Regions from separate parts of the Homo sapiens genome. Here all the other regions are linked to region 3. A link is a loop called in an ENCODE intact Hi-C map of the cell type or tissue named here. Cell type or tissue: Caco-2. All regions are shown on one strand.

What was found. Peaks named below come from ENCODE experiments on the same cell type or tissue, not always from the same donor. Only the 100,000 strongest peaks of a DNase experiment are listed, where the experiment ranks them.
Region 1: it touches region 3 in a loop (6-fold over the local background); 2 of 110 quality-filtered maps call a loop at or near these places.
Region 2: a loop joins it to region 3, with 2.4 times the contacts of the local background. A loop is called at or near these places in 4 of 110 quality-filtered maps.

Annotation. Positions count from the first base shown.
Region 1 is chr13:106,238,334-106,246,333 of GRCh38, reverse strand. All of the region lies in intron 3 of LOC107984626 (a long non-coding RNA gene), which reads left to right. Among named protein-coding and RNA genes, the nearest start is that of LINC00460, 130 kb to the left of the region's middle. In Caco-2, no CTCF peak of the experiment used is centred here; DNase peaks (open chromatin) are centred at 3,613 and 3,963.
Region 2 is chr13:106,209,357-106,217,356 of GRCh38, reverse strand. No RefSeq gene overlaps it. Among named protein-coding and RNA genes, the nearest start is that of LINC00460, 160 kb to the left of the region's middle. In Caco-2, no CTCF peak of the experiment used is centred here; no DNase peak of the experiment used is centred here; H3K4me3 peaks cover 1,264 bases.
Region 3 is chr13:106,139,342-106,147,341 of GRCh38, reverse strand. No RefSeq gene overlaps it. Among named protein-coding and RNA genes, the nearest start is that of LINC00460, 230 kb to the left of the region's middle. In Caco-2, no CTCF peak of the experiment used is centred here; DNase peaks (open chromatin) are centred at 741, 3,001 and 7,793.

The DNA of each region.
Region 1 (8,000 bases), 99 kb before region 3:
GACCTCTTACCTTGTGTTTTCCATAGTCTAGTAGAGGGCATGGGTGTAAATAGTTTATGAACACATCTTTAATGAATCAATTAATTCAAAGACATGTTTAATATATTAGTTACATGACTGATTAATGAATTCCCAAATCACTATTACATTTCAAAATATTTTGGAACATTCATATTAAAAGTTTACTTTTTTAGAACATCCTTTGTCTTTGACTTTGGAAGATTAATGAAGTTTTACATAAAAATACATGACATTGGGCAGTGTGCAATGGCTCATGCCTGTAATCCCAATACTTCAGGAGGCCAAGGCGAGCGGATCACCTGAGATCAGGAGTTTTAGACCAGCCTGGACAACATGGTGAAACCCCATCTCTACTAAAAATGCAAAAATTAGCCAGGTGTGGTGGTGCACACCTGTAATCCCAGCTACTCAGAGGCTGAGGCACGAGAATAGCCTGAACCCAGGCAGCAGAGGTTGCAGTGAGATGAGATTGTGCCACTGAACTCCAGCCTGCACGACAGAACGAGACCTTGTCTCAATATTGAGATCCTGTCTCCATATCTATATATCTAGATATATATATATATCTAGATATATAGATATATATATATATCTAGATATATAGATATATAGATATGTATATTGAATTCATGCATTCATATAATTGATCTGGCATTTATGTAGCACACATACACATACATACATTATATTCAGTGCTCTGTGATTGGCACAGAGGAGATTCAAAGATACATAAGCTACTTTCCTATCTTTACTAACTAAACTCGCTATTCATGGAAGAAAAGAGGAACATCCATCTTAAAATGAATGATGATATAATGCAGAAGAAACTGGAACTGTAATGCAACTGTGATTAGGGCTTTCCCAGTGATTTTAAGGAATGTTTTATTTCACTGGCTAATTTTATCTTTCCAGAGCAAATTGACCCATGCCTATTCAAATAAATTAAACTTTCATTTTGCTTGACCCATATATGGAGGATTTATAATTAATTTTGCTAATTCACATGATTTTCTACAAAAAATGGCAAAACATACCATTGTGTTTCTGTGTTAACAAGCATTAAGTGACAATAACCATTTCTTTTTTTGCGCTTCAAGAAATGTGAACTTGTTTTTAAAAAGTTCTCTATAGTTTTGAAGCTAATTTTATAATATGATGAGTTAATGTCCATTTGGAATTTGTATGAACCCTGCTAGAAACTTTTTTTGAAATTTTAAATTCAAATGTATTAGTGACATCTCCAGGTGTTAAATACGTTTGTTATTTCATATTTGAAAATTAACAAATTAAAAATAAATAACAGCAGTGAATTTGTGAATGAATAAAAAAAAGAAGAAAAAATCCAAATAGACATGAGAAGTTAGTATATGAAATTTGCATTTAAATAATTAGGGGAAGATAGCAACCTGGAAAAGGATAAAACTAGATATCAACATTACTTGTACAGCAACACAAATTAGAACTCTCTTAAATACTGAATGCAAGAAATGAAATTATAAAATAGCTAAAGCAAAATGTATAAAAGAGCTAATATTATAGTGGAAAAGTCATGTTAACTACGACCATAAAAGAAAGTTAGAGAAGTTTGATTATATAAATATTCATAGCATAAAATGAATTATTTTTTTTTATTGTGTAAAAGCATTATAATTCAATAAAAGGATTAACCATATGAAAGGTAAAACAAGTTTACAGTCAGAGAGAAAAACACACACACTCATATACAAAACTGTCAAAGCAGCAAAAAGATCCTTTTAAGCTAGTCAGAGTTAAAAATATATTAACCAAATTAGAGTGCATAAAACACTTTATTGACAAGGGTGTGGATAATCCAGCCATTCCTAAACACTTACTTGGTGTGTAGCATGATGGGTATTATTTCCACAGCACGTCAGTCTGTCTTACATGGCATCTGATTTCCAAGAAGAGGAAGCAGCTTGTCCCCCTAAAGTCCTCAGCCCAGAAAGGGACTGTTGTGCTTCTGCCATATTCTGTTGGTTAAAGCAGTTTCAGGGCCAGCCCAGATTCAAGAGATGAGGAAATATACTCCACTTGTGCATGGAGGGTTAGCAAATAATCTGCAGCCATCTTTAGTCTTCTCTCTTCATTTCTTTTTCTATTATATTTATTTCTATTTTTTTCTATTGAACAACTTTCATAATGTCCGCCTCTGGGCAAAGAGACTGAGAGACTAGAGATTTGGGATTAGAGGGACACAGTTTTCATTGTTTTCCCTTTTATACTGTTTGATTTAAACATTACAATGCTTATGCTTTATATGATTGATTTTTAAAGACAGCTTATTTTCTTCTTTTTTACTTTATTTCTAAAATTGACATACAATAATTGTACACATTTATGAGGTACCTAGTGGTGTTTTGATACGTATAACGTATAGTGATCAGATCAGGGTAATTAGCATCTCCATCACCATAAATATTTATTGTTTCTTTGTGTTGGGAACATTAGCTATCCTCCTAGCTAGCTCCAAACTAGCTAGCTGTTTGAAACAAAATATTATCATGAGCTATATTCATCCTACAGTGCCAGGTGACACTAGCATTTATGACTCCAATTATTCCTCCTATCTGGCTGTAATTTTGTCTCCTTTAACAAATCTCTCTCTATCCCTCTTTTCCTCCACCCTTCCCAGCCTCTAGTATCCTCTGTTCTGCTTTTTACTTCTATGAGATCAACTTTCTTTGGTTCCTCTTACAAATGAGAACATGCCGTGTTTAACTTTCTGACCTATTGAACTTAGTGTCCTCCAGTTCCATCCATGTTGTTGCAAATGACAAGATTTCATTCTTTTTTATGAGTGAATAGCATTCCATTGTGTACACATCCACATTTCTTTATCCATTCCTCTGTTGTTAGACATCTAGGTTGGTTCCATATGTTGGCTATTGTGAATAGTGCTGCAATACACATGGGGGGTGCAGAGATCTCTTTGATATGCTGATTTCGTTTCCTTTGGATAATTGCCCAGCAGCGGTATGGCTGGATCATACCGTGGTGCTATTTACAGTTTTTTGAGGCGCCTCCATACTGTTGTCCATTGCGGCTGTACTAGTTTGCATTCCCACCAACAGTGTATGAGAGTTCTTTTTCCTTCACATTCTCACCAGTATTTGCTATCTTTTGTCTAAAAAGACAGTGTAGTTTATATGTTATGAAAGCTCTCCAAGATGCACTATAAATTTTAAAAGTAGGAAAATACAGTATATAATGTATTTACAATATATACAGAATTTTTTTATTTCTCAAGAGTTGGATCCTGATGCCTCATTTGTGTACGTGTACGTATGTGTGTGTAAATGTGAAAATGGTGTAACATACTGTAAACACACACACACTGATAAGCAATGGCTGTAAGCAAAGTCATATGGGTAAATAGAAGAAAGAGCAATGTCTTCTCTACTGAAAGTATCACAAACATGTGAGTGCTGGGCTAAGTCTTCTCCATGTGGATTTTTACTATCTTCATCAAAACACTTGCGGTTTCAAACTAGTGTACTGCAAAAGATCAATGAACCTTTATCTTCTGATGGTGTGTTGTATGTGTACCATAGAGGCTGATAGCACGCAGAACCGGTCTGACTCAGAGCCACAGCTCATTTACAACATGGAGATATAATACAGAGATACACTTGGGCACTTTCTACAAAAATGTTTAGTCTCTTATCTGTATTACTGGAAATTTAAGCTTCTGTCTTAGAGTTAATTCTACTATCTGTTTCTGGTTTGAGAGTGAATTCAGGTCAATATAGATTCCTGAGAAATCCAGGGTATAAAATTCAATAATGAGGAAGATATCTTCATTCTTGTAGTCTACGTCTACAGGCTTACAAAATGGACAATGAAGACAATCTCATTTGCTGAACGGACTTGCAGTTCCTCTTTCCCTCCCCATTGGCGGTCCCAGACAATTAGGCAGTATCTTTGCCAGGTCAGTTGTTTTAGATCAAAGACTAAAGATGGGTAATTCATTCTGGTCCTTAATCACTGGAGCACTGGTCCTTGCAGTGCCAGTTCAAAGCCGGTTAATACTTAGTTTTAGGCTGAGAAAAGACAAAAAAATCTCAAAATATGACAACAATTCTAGGCATCTTCTGACACTGAATGATGCAGCAGTTCTGTGGAGACTCCAATTTTCAGACACTGTCTCCACTCCCCTCAGCACCACTTCGCACTACTTTTTGTCTCTGCCTCCTTCCTTAATCGTTACAATTCTTTTGCCTGTGACGATTCTAAAGTTATTGTTTGCATGGAATTTTCAGATACTGGGGAATGGAAAGAACTTCTCATTCCTTTCAGGAGCTATGGATAAAAGAGCAGGGTTTTCAGAGCTTCTCCCACACACAATACATAAGAAGGAATATGTGTTTGACAGTTCCATGAAAATTTTCTTTGCCTATTCACATGCTTTGGATCAATGACTTGTTTAATAAATATTGGTCAGTGACCTCTGAAATCTCCCATTATGCTCTAGATCCTTAGGAAAAGTGAAAATATCCTAAAATGTTAATGCCACTATTCTTGACCGAGGATCTATTAAGGGCTACAGTGAATCAGCAAGTTTCCAGCGTCTATGTACACAATGTATATTTGGGGTTTTAAGTGATATTTTGGAGAGGGGATCCCTAGTTTTCAGGAGCTTCTTAGGCAGGGCAGTTGCTCCACAATAGGTTAAAAGCATTTTACTATAGTATTTGATACTTCACTATTATTTTTGACCAAGTGAAATAACAGGTTTTAAAATGCTTGGGCAGGACAAAGACCTAGACACTTATAAATTATTAGTATTTATGTAGGATGTGCATATGTGTAGTGGGGAGGATGTGTTATTGGTACAGAAACTGCATTTCCTTCTTGTGTGCAATTCAGCTATGATCAATGAGTGCTATTACTTGTTGTAGGATCTATTTAGTGTGATTACTTAACTCACCCACCACATCTGATGGAATTCAGACGTGAAAAAATTTGTTTTGCCACTTCTAGGAGCAATTTGAATGTAAGACACAGGATTCTGCTTAGCCAGGCTTATTACTTATGAGAGTTGTCTCCATTTGTTTTCATATTTTTCAAATTTTAAACATCCTCTTTGTTTCAAAAAATTCATAACTTCTTATTTAAAAATGAAAGGTTTTTTTCACTGGCCATCAAACTAGTTGATACTATTGGGTTGAGGGTCTATGGGAGCCAAAGCGGTGGCTAGGCCACACTGCACACATTATTTTTAGTTTTTAGAAAATAAGGTTATTTTAGGTACAGCGGCATATGTGCCAGTTTGTTACATAGGTAAACTCATGTCATGGGGGTGTGTTGTACAGATTATTTCATCACCCAGGTACTAAGCCTATAGCCCATAGTTATTATTTTCTGTTCCTCTCATTCCTCCCACCCTCAACCCTCAGGGAGGCCCCAGCATCTGTTGTTTCTTCCTTTGGCACATGTTATTTTAAATGTCAGAATACCAAAAGTGCATCACTTCAGACAGACTAGGTTATGCTGTGATTATAAACCAACCTCCAGTACTTTGTGACTTAAAACAGCAGTGATTGTTTTCTCTGTTTTTTTTTGCTCACTTTATATGTCCATTCAACTCAGCACTGCTCTGCTCCATGTCATTTCCTCCTAGGGATGTGGCTGACAGAGGCCCCTTCACCTGGAACGTTGACCATCATTGTGGCAGTGGAAAGAGAATCAGCAAATTGTGCAGACTGTTAGTCGTTGCTGCCTTGAAGTGAAACATATCAATGTGCTCACATTGGATGCCATGCATTAGTAAAACAGTCACTGCCTAATTCCAGGGGAGTGGGAAGTTCAATCGACCCTATCATGTGTCCAGATAGGACAAGTGGAATATTGCTGAGCAGCGAAGGGACTGCTGTAGCAAAGGAGGGATTGTTTTGTTCATTTCACACATGGTGTATCTAAAGAGAAGAGAGCTTAGGTAACGTGGGTAAGGTCAATAGCCGGAATGTGGGCAACATGTTGCATAATGAAGAATTGTTGCTATGAAGAAACAATTATTGGAAAATATGAAAATACTATCAAACTTCAAATTAACTTAATGACCTAAGGATACTTAGGAGGACATTGAATTGTTCAGATTTCCAATGCAGCAATGATCAGTCCCGGAGCCTATGATAAGGTCCCTCAGGACACATGAATGATTAACCCCTTTTTCCCCCCCGACTTCCTCCCAAGTAGTTCTGTCATCTTGGGCAATTGTTTGATTGTCTAACTTTGCTGAGCCTTGAGTTTCTCCTCTAGGGTAAAGCTGCTGGGTTTGCGGGAGTCCCTTTCTACACTGACAACCTAATGTACTCAGTTGAATGCTTGGTTTCTGATCAGCTTGGAGTTTATATAAAGTTTATATATATATGTATATATATATATATATATATATATATATATATATATATATATATATATTTTTTAGACAGAGTCTTGCTCTATCGCCCAGGCTGGAGTTCAGTGGCACCATCTTGGCTCCCTGCAACCTCGACCTCTGACTTGGAGTCCTCCTTTTTCTGTTTGATAGATGAACCTGAGACCCAACAAGTGGATTCTTAATTTAGACTTATTCGAAATTCTAGCATTACTCCTTAGAACTCCAGGTTTTTCAGATATTACTAAAGCAGTTTCAAAAGTTTCCCACTCCTCAAAGTAATCTTCCTCATCAATGATTTTTATAAATGCAATCCGAAATTAAGCTACTGTTTTTGAAAGCACTTAGTCATTATTGCGATATGATATCCTGTTCAACAAGCAATTTTTGAGTATCTCAATATGTGGAACTACCATACTGAATGCTGGCTATGGACCACTTTCTACCCTTAAGGGCCTTGGTTTATCATGCAGAAATTAAGACAAAATTTTAGAGTTATCAGTTACTTGGATAATAAAACATTGCCTTTTGAGTAAAAATTATAGATTTAATATAGAATAAAAGCAATTTTGAAATACACACACACACACACACACACACATACATCTTCAGTTTTCACCAAAAACATTTTTAAGGCATAGTTTAAAAAGATATCTTATAGACGCAAAATAAACTAGAGATAAAACATCAGAGCAGAAATGATTATGCATTTGGATTATCTTAAAGTCAAAATCTAAGAAGAGTGTAATACAGAATTATGTTTGTTTTTTTCCACACTTCTTTACAGTAAACATCTTTATTGAGTCAGTACTGTACAGCCTGATAGTCAGTTTCTCCCACTTTCACTTGGAAGAAATAATGGTGAGAGTCTCTTCTGCTGGTCCATTTCCCTGTACTAACGTGTCCATAGACGAGACCTCAGCCCTCATCACCTGGCAGGGGATCAAGAGACTGAGAGCCTCCTGGTGTCCTGTCAGAAGGCCCTGAGGCACGCTGATGCCTTTTACATTAGAGGCAGGACCCTTCCGTCTTCATCAGCGATGATATACAGCCCCAGGGAAGCATCGCGTGTTCTGGGGAAACGCACCAGGAAAGAACAGTGCCTCAGACAGGCAGCTTTTCAAATGGCAGTCCTGGATGTGCAAATTCCTGAAAGCTCATTGGAGTTTTTACTTTCAAGACAATTTCAGAAGGTAATAGGGTAAGTTTTTTGCATTGTCAAACATTCATTTCAAAGACACTGCACAGTAACACAATGGCCAACCCAAACACATTAAGATCAGAATTAAATAAGACTAAATGAGGTAAATAAGTGAAAGTGCTTAGTAACTTTTGAATGCTACACAGCAGTTTAATATTTAATTATTATTTGATTTGCAGTTTTGGTTTCATATCTTTTTAGAGGTGATACCCTTTGGCTGCGAGCAAAGAAATTTTTCTCAATGTGTATAAAGGGCTATTCAAGAAGCTCACATCTACTAAAGTAAAAAACAATGTATTGTCCAAGCAAGAAATATCTTTTCAGAGCTGGCTTAAAGAATAATTTTGTCAGGATTGTGATTAACAAACTCAGGTTCTGTCG
Region 2 (8,000 bases), 70 kb before region 3:
TGAAGGGTTGATGAATTTTGTCAAAGGCTTTTTCTGCATCTATTGAGATAATCATGTGGTTTTTGTCTTTGGCTCTGTTTATATGCTGGATTACATTTATTGATTTGCCTATATTGAACCAGCCTTGCATCCCAGGGATGAAGCCCACTTGATCATGGTGGATAAGCTTTTTGATGTGCTGCTGGATTCGTTTTGCCAGTATTTTATTAAGGATTTTTGCATCAATGTTCATCAAGGATATTGGGCTAAAATTCTCTTTTTTGGTTGTGTCTCTGCCCGGCTTTGGTATCAGCATGATGCTGGCCTCATAAAATGAGTTAGGGAGGATTCCCTCTTTTTCTATTGATTGGAATAGTTTCAGAAGGAATGGTACCAGTTCCTCCTTGTACCTCTGGTAGAATTCGGCTGTGAATCCATCTGGTCCTGGACTCTTTTTGGTTGGTAAACTATTGATTATTGCCACAATTTCAGAGCCTGTTATTGGTCTATTCAGAGATTCAACTTCTTCCTGGTTTAGTCTTGGGAGAGTGTATGTGTCGAGGAATTTATCCATTTCTTCTAGATTTTCTAGTTTATTTGCGTAGAGGTGTTTGTAGTATTCTCTGATGGTAGTTTGTATTTCTGTGGGATCGGTGGTGATATCCCCTTTATCATTTTTTATTGTGTCTATTTGATTCTTCTCTCTTTTTTTATTAGTCTTGCTAGCGGTCTATCAATTTTGTTGATCCTTTCAAAAAACCAGCTCCTGGATTCATTAATTTTTTGAAGGGTTTTTTGTGTCTCTATTTCCTTCAGTTCTGCTCTGATTTTAGTTATTTCTTGCCTTCTGCTAGCTTTTGAATGTGTTTGCTCTTGCTTTTCTAGTTCTTTTAATTGTGATGTTAGGGTGTCAATTTTGGATCTTTCCTGCTTTCTCTTGTGGGCATTTAGTGCTATAAATTTCCCTCTACACACTGCTTTGAATGTGTCCCAGAGATTCTGGTATGTTGTGTCTTTGTTCTCCTTGGTTTCAAAGAACATCTTTATTTCTGCCTTCATTTCGTTATGTACCCAGTAGTCATTCAGGAGCAGGTTGTTCAGTTTCCATGTAGTTGAGCAGTTTTGAGTGAGATTCTTAATCCTGAGTTCTAGTTTGATTGCACTGTGGTCTGAGAGATAGTTTGTTATAATCTCTGTTCTCTTACATTTGCTGAGGAGAGCTTTACTTCCAAGTATTTGGTCAATTTTGGAATAGGTATGGTGTGGTGCTGAAAAAAATGTATATTCTGTTGATTTGGGGTGGAGAGTTCTGTAGATGTCTATTAGGTCCGCTTGGTGCAGACCTGAGTTCAATTCCTGGGTATCCTTGTTGACTTTCTGTCTCGTTGATCTGTGTAATGTTGACAGTGGGGTGTTAAAATCTCCCATTATTAATGTGTGGGCGTCTAAGTCTCTTTGTAGGTCACTCAGGACTTGCTTTATGAATCTTGGTGCTCCTGTATTGGGTGCATATATATTTAGGATAGTTAGCTCTTCTTGTTGAATTGATCCCTTTACCGTTATGTAATGGCCTTCTTTGTCTCTTTTGATCTTTGTTGGTTTAAAGTCTGTTTTATCAGAGACTAGGGTTGCAACCCCTGCCTTTTTTTGTTCTCCATTTGCTTGGTAGATCTTCCTCCATCCTTTTATTTTGAGCCTATGTGTGTCTCTGCACGTGAGATGGGTTTCCTGAATACAGCACACTGATGGGTCTTGACTCTTTATCCAATTTGCCAGTCTGTGTCTTTTAATTGGAGCATTTAGTCCATTTACATTTAAAGTTAATATTGTTATGTGTGAATTTGATCCTGTCATTATGATGTTAGCTGGTGATTTTGCTCGTTAGTTGATGCAGTTTCTTCCTAGTCTCGATGGTCTTTACATTTTGGCATGATTTTGCAGCAGCTGGTACCGGTTGTTCCTTTCCTTGTTTAGTGCTTCCTTCAGGAGCTCTTTTAGGGCAGGCCTGGTGGTGACAAAATCTCTCAGCATTTGCTTGTCTGTAAAGGATTTTATTTCTCCTTCACTTATGAAGCTTAGTTTGGCTGGATATGAAATTCTGGGTTGAAAATTCTTTTCTTTAAGAATGTTGAATATAGGCCCCCACTCTCTTCTGGCTTGTAGGGTTTCTGCCGAGAGATCCGCTGTTAGTCTGATGGGCTTCCCTTTGAGGGTAACCCGACCTTTATCTCTGGCTGCCCTTAACATTTTTTCCTTCATTTCAACTTTGGTGAATCTGACAATTATGTGTCTTGGAGTTGCTCTTCTCGAGGAGTATCTTTGTGGTGTTCTCTGTATTTCCTGAATCTGAACGTTGGCCTGCCTTGCTAGATTGGGGAAGTTCTCCTGGATAATATCCTGCAGAGTGTTTTCCAACTTGGTTCCATTCTCCCCATCACTTTCAGGTACACCAATCAGACGTAGATTTGGTCTTTTCACATAGTCCCATATTTCTTGGAGGCTTTGCTCATTTCTTTTTATTCTTTTTTCTCTAAACTTCCCTTCTCGCTTCATTTCATTCATTTCATCTTCCATTGCTGATACCCTTTCTTCCAGTTGATCGCATCGGCTCCTGAGGCTTCTACATTCTTCACGTAGTTCTTGAGCCTTGGTTTTCAGCTCCATCAGCTCCTTTAAGCACTTCTCTGTATTGGTTATTCTAGTTATACATTCTTCTAAATTTTTTTCAAAGTTTTCAACTTCTTTGCCTTTGGTTTGAATGTCCTCCCGTAGCTCAGAGTAATTTGATCGTCTGAAGCCTTCTTCTCTCAGCTCATCAGTCATTCTCCATCCAGCTTTGTTCCGTTGCTGGTGAGGAACTGCGTTCCTTTGGAGGAGGAGAGGCGCTCTGCGTTTTAGAGTTTCCAGTTTTTCTGTTCTGTTTTTTCCCCATCCTTGTGGTTTTATCTACTTTTGGTCTTTGATGATGGTGATGTACAGATGGGTTTTTGGTGTGGATGTCCTTTCTGTTTGTTAGTTTTCCTTCTAACAGACAGGACCCTCAGCTGCAGGTCTGTTGGAATACCCTGCCATGTGAGGTGTCAGTGTGCCCCTACTGGGGGGTGCCTCCCAGTTAGGCTGCTCAGGGGTCAGGGGTCAGGGACCCACTTGAGGAGGCAGTCTGCCCGTTCTCAGATCTCCAGCTGCGTGCTGGGAGAACCACTGCTCTCTTCAAAGCTGTCAGACAGGGACATTTAAGTCTGCAGAGGTTACTGCTGTCTTTTTGTTTGTCTGTGCCCTGCCCCCAGAGGTGGAGCCTACAGAGGCAGGCAGGCCTCCTTGAGCTGTGGTGGGCTCCACCCAGTTCGAGCTTCCTGGCGCTTTGTTTACCTAAGCAAGCCTGGGCAATGGCGGGCGCCCCTCCCCCAGCCTCGTTGCCGCCTTGCAGTTTGATCTCAGACTGCTGTGCTAGCAATCAGCGAGACTCCATGGGCGTAGGACCCTCCGAGCCAGGTGCGGGATATAATCTCGTGATGCGCCATTTTTTAAGCCGGTCCGAAAAGCGCAATATTCGGGTGGGAGTGACCCGATTTTCCAGGTGAGTCCGTCACCCCTTTCTTTGACTCCGAAAAGGAGCTCCCTGACCCCTTGCGCTTCCCGGGTGAGGCAATGCCTCGCCCTGCTTCGGCTCGCGCACAGGGCGCACACCCACTGACCTGCGCCCACTGTCTGGCACTCCCTAGTGAGATGAACCCGGTACCTCAGATGGAAATGCAGAAATCACCCGTCTTCTGCGTCGCTCACGCTGGGAGCTGTAGACCGGAGCTGTTCCTATTCGGCCATCTTGGCTCCTCCCCCCATTCTTTCTTTAAGTAGAGCTCTCACTCTATTAATAACTTTACCTATAAATCACTCTAAAGAAGGTTTTCCACTGTAAGTTTTCTATTAAAAATTATTCTAGCTTTCTGTGCTAATTAGGGTAAAAGAAAAAGAGAATCAGGTTTTAGTAGATATTGAGAGTGCTGTTGCTTAGACAGTGCTTGAGACAGACAGTGCTCTGTACAAACAAAGCAAATTGTGAAGGATTATGCTGAGCACTGTACAATTGCACCCTCTTCTTATCTGTTGGGCAGGGCCTTCCTATCGGGTAGAATTGTGGGCCTGGGCATTAGGTAGCATTCTCACTCTGTTTCTCACATGAACAATGGGGAACTACGATACATGCTGTCTCCCTCTGTAGCTCACTTTTGTTTTCTACCCTGGTATTCACGTTCCTACCATGCCAAAGTTTTCAGTTTCTACTGTGAGTAGAAAAGAAGAAAGCTGAGTATTACAGCTATTGTTGAAAGGTTTAAAATGGCTTATAGAGATTAATTTGAAATGACACTGTGGAGCTCAACAATTCATGATGGCTATTTTCATTTATTTGACAATTTTGCATGCTTCTTGCATGAAAAGTTTTCCTTGGGGAATGACCCTGTTTTATTGATTGTTATTCTAAATGAAATAAATGTCGAAGCACATGATGAGTGGACTCTAACTGAAGTGTAAATTACTATGCCAGGAACGTTTTCAGTAAACAATTACTGGTGAATAATCAAGAAATGCAAGCTTATAAATGATGCAATATTCAATCCGTAAATACTTTCCCATCATTCCTTTGCAAACCATTTTTCCTTTCCATGTGGAAATACCATGTCAATGAATTAACACTCACTATTTGATTTAATTGGCATGCTCACTTACCAACTGTTGCTCATAAATTAGGATTCATGGAACATTTCTGAAATCCTGTCAAACTCTCCATTTTTAGCAGGCAAGAGTTTTTTGAGGCAAACTCAAATGCTCAGTTTACTATGTGAGTTGAGACACAGAAAAGCTGGTGTAGTGTCATGCCAGCTGCTGTGGGCTGCTATTTATTAGAAAATTGTGAGGATATGTGTGCTTCTAAAACTGTCTTTTCTCTTTTTAAAATATACCATTGTTTAAAAAAGAAGTACTTTATACTCTCAGTGTGAACGCTTTGTCATCTTAATATGTGACAACCTATAAAATAACTAACCTACACCATTTCTCTTGCACGTCCTTGAATCTCACCTCACTTCTTTCTCTTCCACATTCTCTATTCAAAATATGGATTTTAAAATATGGATTCCAAAATAACTTAGTTACCCACTATTTTATCACAATAGCCCACCAATAAGTTATGTTTTGTTTGTTCCTTCTAGCTGAAATGCTAAGACCTAAATATTTTTAAAAGTGTCACTCAGTTTTTTTTTTTTATTTCCACTTAATGCCAAATATCTAGATACCTGGTATTAGATATACAATCTAAATGAGTGACACAAGTTTTCATTGCATGTGGACATCAAGGTTGGAGGGAGTGAGGGAGGGAGAGTGAGAGCGCACTTGTCTATGGGGATGCCAGCCCCTCTGCATGTTATTCTTAGAGGCCTCATCTTGTTCAAGCAAATTACCTCATCGCTTTCTTGGCTTCCTGTCTGTTCTTTTCCATCTCTTTGATGTATTTTATTATTGTTTTTGGAATCACTGAATGATCAATCAATTAACAAATTGCAGTTGCTTATTCAACCTCTATAAAATGCATAGCACAGTAGAAATCTGTAAAATGAGGGAATCCTGACCTGGTGAAGTTTATATTTTTATAATACAATTATTGAAACATCAAATAACTCAATAACATGAAAACACTGCATATTTATAAATGCAAAAGAGTGTAACTTAAGCCGAATACGTAAACACAAATATGGAAGAAGTTTGGTTTAAAATTTTTTTTTGAGTTGCAGATTACAGTAATCATTGGTGAAAGGTAGCTGAACAGTTACTTAGGGTGAAAGTGAATTTTCAGTCCCTAGAAGTTGGATTGAATTATTGTTATTCAGAGGGAAAAAAAGGCAAAGGGACTGAAGTATTTTTAATTCTTTTCTTTGCTAGAGTGGGAAAGTAAAGTCTATAAAAGTATTGGTCATGTTAATTATCTGATCCAATAATACAAGGGTCATTTACCAGTTTGCTTAATGTCTGTAGCCATGGAATTGGATAGAACTATCAGTACTTTTCTCTTGTTACTGTTAGGAGTCCGGAAAGAAGTATAATTTGTTGTTATTGTTGACTATCTGTTCTGAGAATCTTAACACAGCAAAATGGAGTGAAAGGTATACAGTGCCAGTGAACCAATCCTTTGGGCATCAGGTTTCTGGGTTTTGTTTTTAATATTAGGCTGGTGCAAAAGTAATTGCAGTTCTTGCCATTAAACTTTTCAAAGCCCTTCCCTCTCTCCTGCTCTCCCATCCTCCCTCCCTTTCTCTCTCCTTCCCATTCGCCCTCCTTTTTTCTCTCTCTCCCTCCCTCCCCCCTTCTTTCCTTCCTCCTTTCTTCCTTCCTTCTTCCTTTTCTTCTTCCCTCCCTCCTTCCCTCTTTCTCTTTCCTTCTCTTCCATTCATTTATTCACAAATGAGGCGGGGCAGAACTCATCACTGAATACCACCTCTAGCCCTTCCTTCCACATCCCTCAGCCTATTTTCACAATCAATTTCAGTAGGAACAAAAGCGTTGACAAATTGCCAACTGGGTACTTATTTTCAACAAGGGAAATTTTGTGATAATTTCATTCTCTAAGTTAAATAGAGAGTGCTCATTTTATCTTGCCTAATGTGTATGATGTCTTAAGTCTAAGAAATATATCTCATGTGTCTGTGGTACTTGTCTTGCAATTTGAAAACGTTTTATGGCTCAGTCTTTCCTTAAAGGACAGAGCAAGTTATTTTTAGCTGTCAGCAGCAATCTATATTGTAATACTTTCAGATACGGTAGTCTCAGCTCTTTCCTAACCTCTCTTATCATAGTGGTAGGAGTTGTTAGACACTGAATATATTGCTGGGCAGAGGAGTGGAATTTCCTTGCCTGATGACCTCAACAGTCAGCAGGACTGTCACCTCACTGACTTCCCTGGAAGTAGGAAAATGTCCTGGATGAAATCTAAGGGGCCCCTTTTCTTTGACACTGGGGGTACATCTACTTAAGAAAGTGAAATCCGGTCAGAACTTATGATCAGTCTGTCTTCTTCATTTGGGACCATTCAAACACTTATCTCTTGGGTAAATTATAATGAAAATGATAAAGGTGGCTATTCTCTCTCTCTCTCTCTCTCTCTCTCTCTCTCTCTCTCTATATATATATATATATATATATATATGTCCAATTATATTTCTGTAGGCCCAGTCCTGTAATCCTAAACACCTTAGCTGAGACACTATAAACAAGATTGTAATTTCTGACAGATCAAAGTCTGTTAAAGAGTGGTTCACGATGAAGACCCTAAAACATGCTTATGACTCTGTTTCCTTTCCAGCGATCTCTTGTCCAGAAAGTAATGTCAACGCTTTGAATATCTACCAAAACTGGTGGTTTTGTCAGTACTGAGAAAACAGAATCTATCATCTATCCATCTGTCTGTCTATCTCTCTCTCTCTATCATCTCACACATTTGTAAAGGGTGAATCCGCCTGACCATTCTTATTTAACCAAATGAACAGTAAAAAACACATCACAAAATAAGTGGATATGTGTTTTTATTTTCCAAGAATAATGTATAAATTTCTCCCTATAAAGTGGGAGAAATAAATTTCCTAAATTAAATATATATTATCTCTAATGCTGTGAAATATGAGGTCGGCCCATTCCTCGAGGAAAATGCTGTGTTGTGTTAGTACAATAATTTTGATAGCTTAGATTTGATCATATGTGATTGTAGGACAACTGTCCAGTTTTATGACATCCTTGTTAACTTTTTCATTCAAAGGGACAGAGTTGTTGGCTGGTGGATTATGGTACAAATAGAAGCATACAGAGAAATGAAGTGAAAAAACAAAACAAAACACCTGAGGATTAATAGATCTCAGAGGCAACAGACAATTGACTCTGCAGTTTACTTTCTTTTGCGTTTCTTCTGACCTTTCTTCCAACCACATTGTGCAAAAGAGTGAAGAATCGTTGATAGGACATAAATGAAAAGCTTCATA
Region 3 (8,000 bases):
CCAGTATGCTTCCTGTACGGCCTGCAGAACCATGAGCCAATTAAACCTCTTTTCTTTACACATTTACCCAGTCTCAGGGTTTTTTGTTTATTTGTTTTTTAATAGCAGTGCTAGAATGGACTAATACAAAGATTCTAAACAAACAGGCCTTGCTAAGCTCCCCCAGTTTATTACAGGTAGCTCATATCCCCCTCTGTCTAATCCTACTTCTGCACGACTCTGTCCTCTTCCTCCAACCTAAGCAGAAACAAACACAGGTTGCCCTGTTTCTTTGGAGTCTTCATTTCTGAAGGCTGCCACACATGTAAAATTTATATTAAATCAATGTGTTATGCTTTTCCCTTATTAATCTGTATTTTATTGTAAAGGCCTCAGTCATGAACCTTGAGATGGGTGAGAAAAATACTGTTTCTCTCCTACAGTAGCAAAGAGTGATGCTGGTATGCTCAACACATTCTTCTTAAGGAAAGTTAGTACTTACCATTTGCCTCCTCAATCCAAAGAGAGGGCATGGGGGTTTCTCCTGGCTCTCTGCTTACTGAACAGGGCTCCAAAGGAGCTACTTAGGTCTTAGGAGACATTGTGGAGTGGTGTTGAAGCCCTACCAGTCACAGCATGAAGAGCTAGGCCTGAGACTGTGCAGTCACACACTGCTCCACACCCAGAAGGGCCACACCTGGTTTAATGGTCTCTTGTCACCACCTAGAAATTCTTAATAGTGTTTGAACAAGAGGCCCTGCATTTTTATTTTGCAGTGGGCCTTACAAATCATGCAGCCTGTCCCATTGAAGGCCATAGCTACATGGGGAGCTAGAATAACAGAGGTGAGCCCTGGGGAAGGCACCAGCTGGAAGGTCATTGTCACAGTGACCCCATCTGGAAGCACACACTTACTGATAGCAGAAAGAGCAGAAAGAGCTTGGAGGGGTGTCACTGATACAGAACCTGAGTGGTATGTTAAGTGGCAGCCAGAGAAAGAATGTTGACCTCATTAAAGGAACATAATGGGACACATGCATTGAGGTGGTGTCTCCAGAGAACTCACAAATGCATCCGAAGACAAAAAGAGTTATCCTGGAAGAGCCCCAAAGTTCAGAGAGCAAAGTCCAGAGAACATAGAGGTTTTCTGTCCACTCCCCTCTCCTTCTTCCCCAAGCCCACTCCAATCCAGGAAGAGCCAGAAGGCCGCCTAGTGGGGACAGGGTAAAGTGAGAAAAGGAGAAGTTTTTGAAAGGAAGAAGCTTCCACTTATAAGAGGCAAATGGAAAGTTCCCCTTTCACCCTCAGGAGGTTTGCTAGAAAATCAACTCATCAAGGACAGATTAATGGGAGAAGAGCCACAGAAATTTATTTGATCATAGTTTTGGGTGACAGGGGCATTCAGAATGAAGAAGCCACCTCCCATTGGGGTGCAGAAGCTTATAAACCATCTTGAAGTTACAGAATGAATGGGGGCTTGGATCTTGGCAAAACAGGTTATAGGAGAGGGGAGAAGAGGAATTCTGTTGAGGGGCAATACATAATTCCTAGGGAGAATTCAATGAGTTTGAAGAACCTATGATGGTCTGAATCAAAGTCTGTTGGGCCCACAGAGTGAACAATGGTTTGTGACACAAGTCTGTTCAAGTTTGAGAGACTTTAGTCCTCTTTCCTGTGAAATTAGTTCAGTTAATGAAAACTTATGGAGAGGACCAGAGGTAATTTTTTCTTCTTTGGTAGGTCTGGACTTTAGTCAGATAAGGGAGCTTCAGAGAATGACTTCATCCTATGCTTTGGGAGAGATAGTTGGGGATGGAGGAAGGTCAGAGAGACCTTGAGGCTTCTTTGTCAGTTCAGCATGTATGAAGACCACAGTTTGGTGGTATTGGTTTCCCAGCTCCAATACACTGTAGGTCTCCACAAAGCAGGCCCAAGGGGTGGGAGGGAGAAGGAGGGAAACAAGAACTCCAAGTTAAGTTTAGGATTCTGACAGTTGCGTTGGTTGGACAATAAAATTGCTGAAACTGGACTATTAAAAATGACTGGAGGACTTCCCTTATCTAACCAGAAACACCATGTGACCTATTTGAGCAGCCACCTAAGGATCAAAGTCTGTAGAGAGAGGTTTCAAATGGACAGTAATGAGAAAGGGGAGCCTTGTTGTTTCCTCCCTGTCACCAATGGAATCTCACCCTCTCAACTTAACAAAGAAGACTGCAGAAGATCTTTTCTTGTAAATCATAGCAGTAATTTTACACAGAAGGTATCTTTCTTGAACTTGTTTTTGAAACAATAAGGATATTGAAAGCCTTCCAAAAGTTTTGTTAACATTATGAAATAAATTGTGTGTTAGTTAATATCAGGAAAAAAATTTTATGAAGATGTCACTTCTGAAAAACCCCATGCATGGTGATCAGTGGTGTTGCATAGTGAAGGAAAACCCACCAGGCTTGGAACTAAAACTAGAGCAATATCTCCATTTGGCAATCATTGAATCTCAGTTGTGGTAGCTTAGCCCATCAAGGTGATACCAATGTTGTTAAAGAGAGGAAGTTAAACGCACTAACCAGAAAGTCTCAGAGTACACTCAAAGTACTTTAAGGTTGTGTTAGAAACTAATAATAAAGAAATTCACAGTTTAAGCCGACCTCCCATCCATGGACTCAAAGGGCCACATGAAGGAAGTGGTTTAAAAGACACCCTGTGGTGCCTAGGTATTGGAAGTCAGCCTTAACTATAAATTTCCTTGTTTTCATTAGCTTGGGTTACAACAAGCTGAGCATTTTTTGAATGCCCTCTTAGGTAACTTCCTTTTTTTTTCTTATAAGTTCCATAGTAAAAGAACTTCTGTAATCAGTAATCACACATTCTATTCCTATTTTATGTACTTTCACAATGAAAGACAAACTTATTCATGATCTCATAATTACCTATCTTGTCCTGTGTAACAATCCATTCTTTGTATCAGAAAACATTCTTCTAGGGATTTGGTAAAACCGGTTGAGCAGGTTTTCCTGCAGAAAAACCCAGTTCAAACAGTAGCTCACAAATGTAATCTCAAGTATTTATTTTCACATATGAGTAGGTAAACATCAAATACATAACCAGCAAATTTTTTTTGAACATTCAAAGGTAGCATTAAATTAGTGCCTGGGAATAAAACAAAATACCTCAGGTATTTAGTGATCAGTCAAAACAGGGAAACACAGTGATGGTAAATCTCATGACAGAACCCAATGGCTGGAGACTGCAGCCCATTTTGATGGCAACCTTGAGGTTTACCTGTGGCCATTGGGGCTGGAGGCTTTAGCTCTATTTTATTAAAAAGCAATCCAAATGACTCTTTCAAAGATTCGTGTGTGAATATTATTGAATTCATTTACTGACTAAACACTAAAATTACATGTTTTTTTTAATGACTCAAGTCAGTATGACATTTCATTCCATTTTGCCTTCATTGGCATCAATGAAACTGAGAAAGAAGTGCACTCTGTGTTATAATACCACAATTTAATTTTTTTTTTTTTTTTTTTTTTTTACTATTAAAGAAGTGGAAAAAAAAAGACAGTTAGATAAAAGGTAAAAGTTTAGGGTAAAATTCTGCAGCTCCTTTAACCATAAAATAACATTAGATCAACATCATTAAATGCTAGTGTAACTCTTATCCCAAAGCCTCTTCCGAGTAAACAATCCCTCCAGGATATCGGTTTTCTGTAGCAATGTGCTTAGAAAAAAACCCTTAGTTTCTATGCCAAGAATAAAATTCTAGCTCTCAAAATATTTGCATATGTAAACATTTCCAAATTCATATTCTATACACATGCTAAAACCTCTTGGTGTTTATACATGCTTTTGTGATTAGTCTTCAAACTTTTTGTTGGCCAGATATGTAAAACCCACAGCTAGAAGTTGGATATTAGAAAAAAGGATAAAAATAGCAATAAGGATAATTTTGTTCATTATTAGCACTTAAAATTATGCTTAGCTCTAAGAAGGAATTATAAAATACTGAAGACCCCAGGTAGAAGTATTTGTAATTTAAATTTTACCTATGTTTAGGTTTGTACCCCAAATTTGTCAGGATCTCTTAATTTGAGAATAGGGGAGTCATTGGCTAAGACATAAGATAAAAGGTGCACCATCTTGATGGGACACAATGGTTTTCCTTTTCTCTCCAGTTGAGGCAAATTCAACTAGGGTTTTTGATGTGACATGCAGTCTAAGACATCACAGGCCAATCAGTGGATGTGCCTGTGATGGGTTAAAAATGAAGGCACATAGACACACCTAATTATATATAATTCACCCTAAGATGTTCAAATTCTAAATATTGGGGAAATATAAGAACTTACTAAAAAGGTGCAATTTAGCTGTAGCAAATGATAGGATTGTTTCTAAGTTCCATATTACTTCAGTGCCTGTGAATTTCACTACATAAATAATTTATAGGAAACTGACCTTAATAATTACTTTGAAAAGAAGTCATGAATATCAGTCGTTTCAAAGATTGAATCAATTGTTTTCCATGATCGCAGAGAGCTGCAATTATTATACATTTTCTACTTCTATCTCAAATGTTATTTTTTGGTTCTCTGTACATATAGCCCATTAATTTAGTCACCCAAGATACAAACTAGCTTTAGTACTTCTCTCTGACCCTTGGGGGATCTTCAGAGGAATTGGACAAGTATGAGAGAGAGGCCAAGCAGCTCTGTGCTCATATTGTCACTGATTTTTCCGCTGTACATTCTTCAAAAATCTTCCCTTTGACAGAAAAAAAGTTATTTCATTCTCTGTCATTCTTTAACATATAGTGGGAGACATGGCTGATTTATTTTTTTAATCAAATGTTGATTGAACGCTTACTCTGTGCCAGGTATTTTTTTAATTCCACGAACCCAAATAAAGATAATACGCTCACCCTGAAAGAGCTTATAGTATATTTATATCTTAGTCTGTTTGGGATGCTGTAACAAAACAGCATCCCAATTGGATGCTGTTTTATAATTGGGTGGCTTATAAACAATAGAAATTTATTTTTTATAGTTCTAGAGGCTGGGAACTCCAAAATCAAGGTGCCAGCAGATTTAGTGTCTGGCGAGGGCCTGCTTCCTGGTTTGTAGAAAGTGCATTCTTGCGGAGTCCTCGGGGCCTGGTGTAAGGGACAAAGGAGCTTTCTGAGGACTCTGCCCTCATGACCTAATCACTTCTTAATACCATCACCTTTAGGGTTAGAATTCCAACCTATAAATTTCGGGGAGACATAGGCATTCAGAGGGTAGAAATTTATAAATGTTAATATGAGTCACATTCACGCATTATTATGCATAGTTTTAGATATAACCTTCACCAGGTGACTTACTATCTTTATAAAGAAGACTTTTAATATTTTGATTTGCTCTCACACTTAACATAATAGATATTGCCAGATAAGTAAGTTAACTCATGGTATGTTGTTTAGTTCCAAGAAGTGGGCTTCAGTGCAGAAGATAAAGACATAACTCTTATCCATTGGGGAAGTTATGATGTTCTAGAGAAAAAGAATAGCAGAAGAAGAGAGAGGTACAGAAACCCTGAATAATCAAAAAGGTGTATGAAAGGGATGCAACTGTATTGTAAGGGAATTGAAACTTATTTGTCACTGGCAGAGAAAATAAATTGGCACCCTCATTTTTTAATATATCTCTTAAAAGTCAATCAGCACCTATTGACACCTGTCAACCCTTTTAAGTTTTCTTCTATTAGGAGTTAGTTCAGTCACAAGCTCAGTGGGCATCTATTGATTTAGTGTCTTTGAAAATGAAAGTTTAAATTGGCATGTTGGGGAACCGGTGTTGAGAGGCGTGTGAGATGGTTGGTTCTATATGTAAAATAAAGCCCTGCACTTGAGGAGATTCATGTTGGCCTCCTTCAGAGGAAAGAGCATTCTCTGGCACAACTCCATATAAAGTTGGTTCAATATTCCAATGACTTTACTTATTTATTTATTTTAATTGTGGGTTTGGTGTAGATTTAGGTCACTGGTGTTTTGTTTTATTTTATTGTATTATTTTGTTTATAGACAGAGTCTCACTCTGTCGCCCAGGCTGGAGTGCAATGGTGCCGTCTCAGCTCACTGAAACCTCTACCTCCCGAGTTCAAGTGATTCTCATGCCTCAGCCTCCCAAGCAGCTGGAATTATAGATCCATGCCACCATATCAGACTGATTTTTGTATTTTTAGTAGAAATGAGGTTTCGCCTTGTTGGCCAGGCCAGTCTCGAACTCCTGGCCTCAAGAAACTCACCCGTGTCGGCCTCCCAAAGTGCTGGGATTAGAGGTGTGAGCCACCACGCCCAGCCAATATTCCAGTGACTTTAATAGGAACCTGTTAGGATCTATAAGGTGTAAGTCCACTGTTTTAGGAGAACAGAAGTTGTGTCAGGAATCAAATACCAGCCCCAATTTTCTAATTTAGCTTTTTAGAAAATGTTGTGGTTTAAATGCATGTGTCCCTCCAAAATTCATAACTTGGAACTTAACCCCTAAGGTGATGATACTGAGAGGTGGGACCCTTGAAAGGTGATTAGGCAATGAAAGCCCTACCCTGATGAATGGGATTATAAAAGCCTTATGAAGGAGTTTGAAGGAGTGAGTTTTTCCCTTTTAGGTCTTTCCACCAAGTGAGGACACAGTGTTCATTTCGATTGAATGATGCAACAACCAGGCATCACATCCAGAGCAGAGAGCCAGCCCTGAACAGAAATGAAATCTCTGGAGCCTTGATCCTGGACTTCCTAGGCTCCAGGACTGTTAGAAATAAATTTTTATTATTTATACATTACCTAGCCTAAAGTAATTTGCTATAGCAGCAGGAATGGACTAAGAAAGAAAATAATAACAATAATAGGCCGGGTGCGGTAGCTCACGCCTGTAATCCCAGCACTTTGGGAGGCCGAGGTGGGTGGATCACCTAAAGTCAGGAGCTCAAGACCAGCCTGACCAACATGGCGAAACCCTGTCTCTACTAAAAATACAAAAATTAGCTGGGCATGGTGGTGGACGGCTGTAATCCCAGCTACTTGAGAGACTGAGGCAGGAGAATCGCTTGAACCTGGGAGGCAGAGGTTGCAGTGAGCCAAGATTGTGCCACTGCACTCCAGTCTGGGAGACAGAGACTCCATCTCAAATAATAATAATAATAATAGAAATAAATAATAGAAATATATAATAATAATAATAGAAATAATAGAAATAAATAATAATAATAATAGAAATAATATCTCTCATTATTATTGAGATCTTGCAGTATGTTGGGTATTAGAAGAGAGCCTTTACAAACGTTATTTGAACATTAGAACAGTCATGAATGGTGGGTATAATCATTCTTATTTTACAGATTAGGAGGCTGTGTTTCAGAAAGATGAAAGAATCTAGAACTCTACAGATTGAAAGTGCCAAAATTGGTGTTACAATCAAAATGTGTCTCTAAAACCTGTGTGTTCCCCATCATTCTATATTGCCCGTAGCTGGATGTTTTTAGACATGGAGTTTGTTCCCTATTTCTGGTATTTTCTTATGTTCTGAGTAAACCTCAATAGTAATAATGAACTATTTAATAGCTTTAGATGGGCTTCCCTGTATTGATAGCAGAAAGACCCGCAGTGTCTTGAGTCACAGGGTGATCATGTTTTCTTGCAATATTATTCATGGTAGCACTTAGAGATTTTGCTAGTTGACTCATATCTAGGAAACATGAGGGCAAGCTAAGGGTAGATCAATTTGTTTCTCGTGGAATTGTTGAGACAAAAGGTCATTTGAGGGAGCAGAGGTGAAACTCCTGAGCAAAGGCTTAGGGCTGTTTATTCGCTGCTCTAATACATTCGTCAAATACTTTGTCCTGAGTGTATGATTTCTTGATGATAACTTGTGAACTGCTGTAAAATGCTTTCAGAGCCACAGATGAAAGGAATTGTGTCAGAACTGATAATGCAGTTGCTATGTTTGAAGTTATAAACACTTTTATTTTTGATATTATTGCCC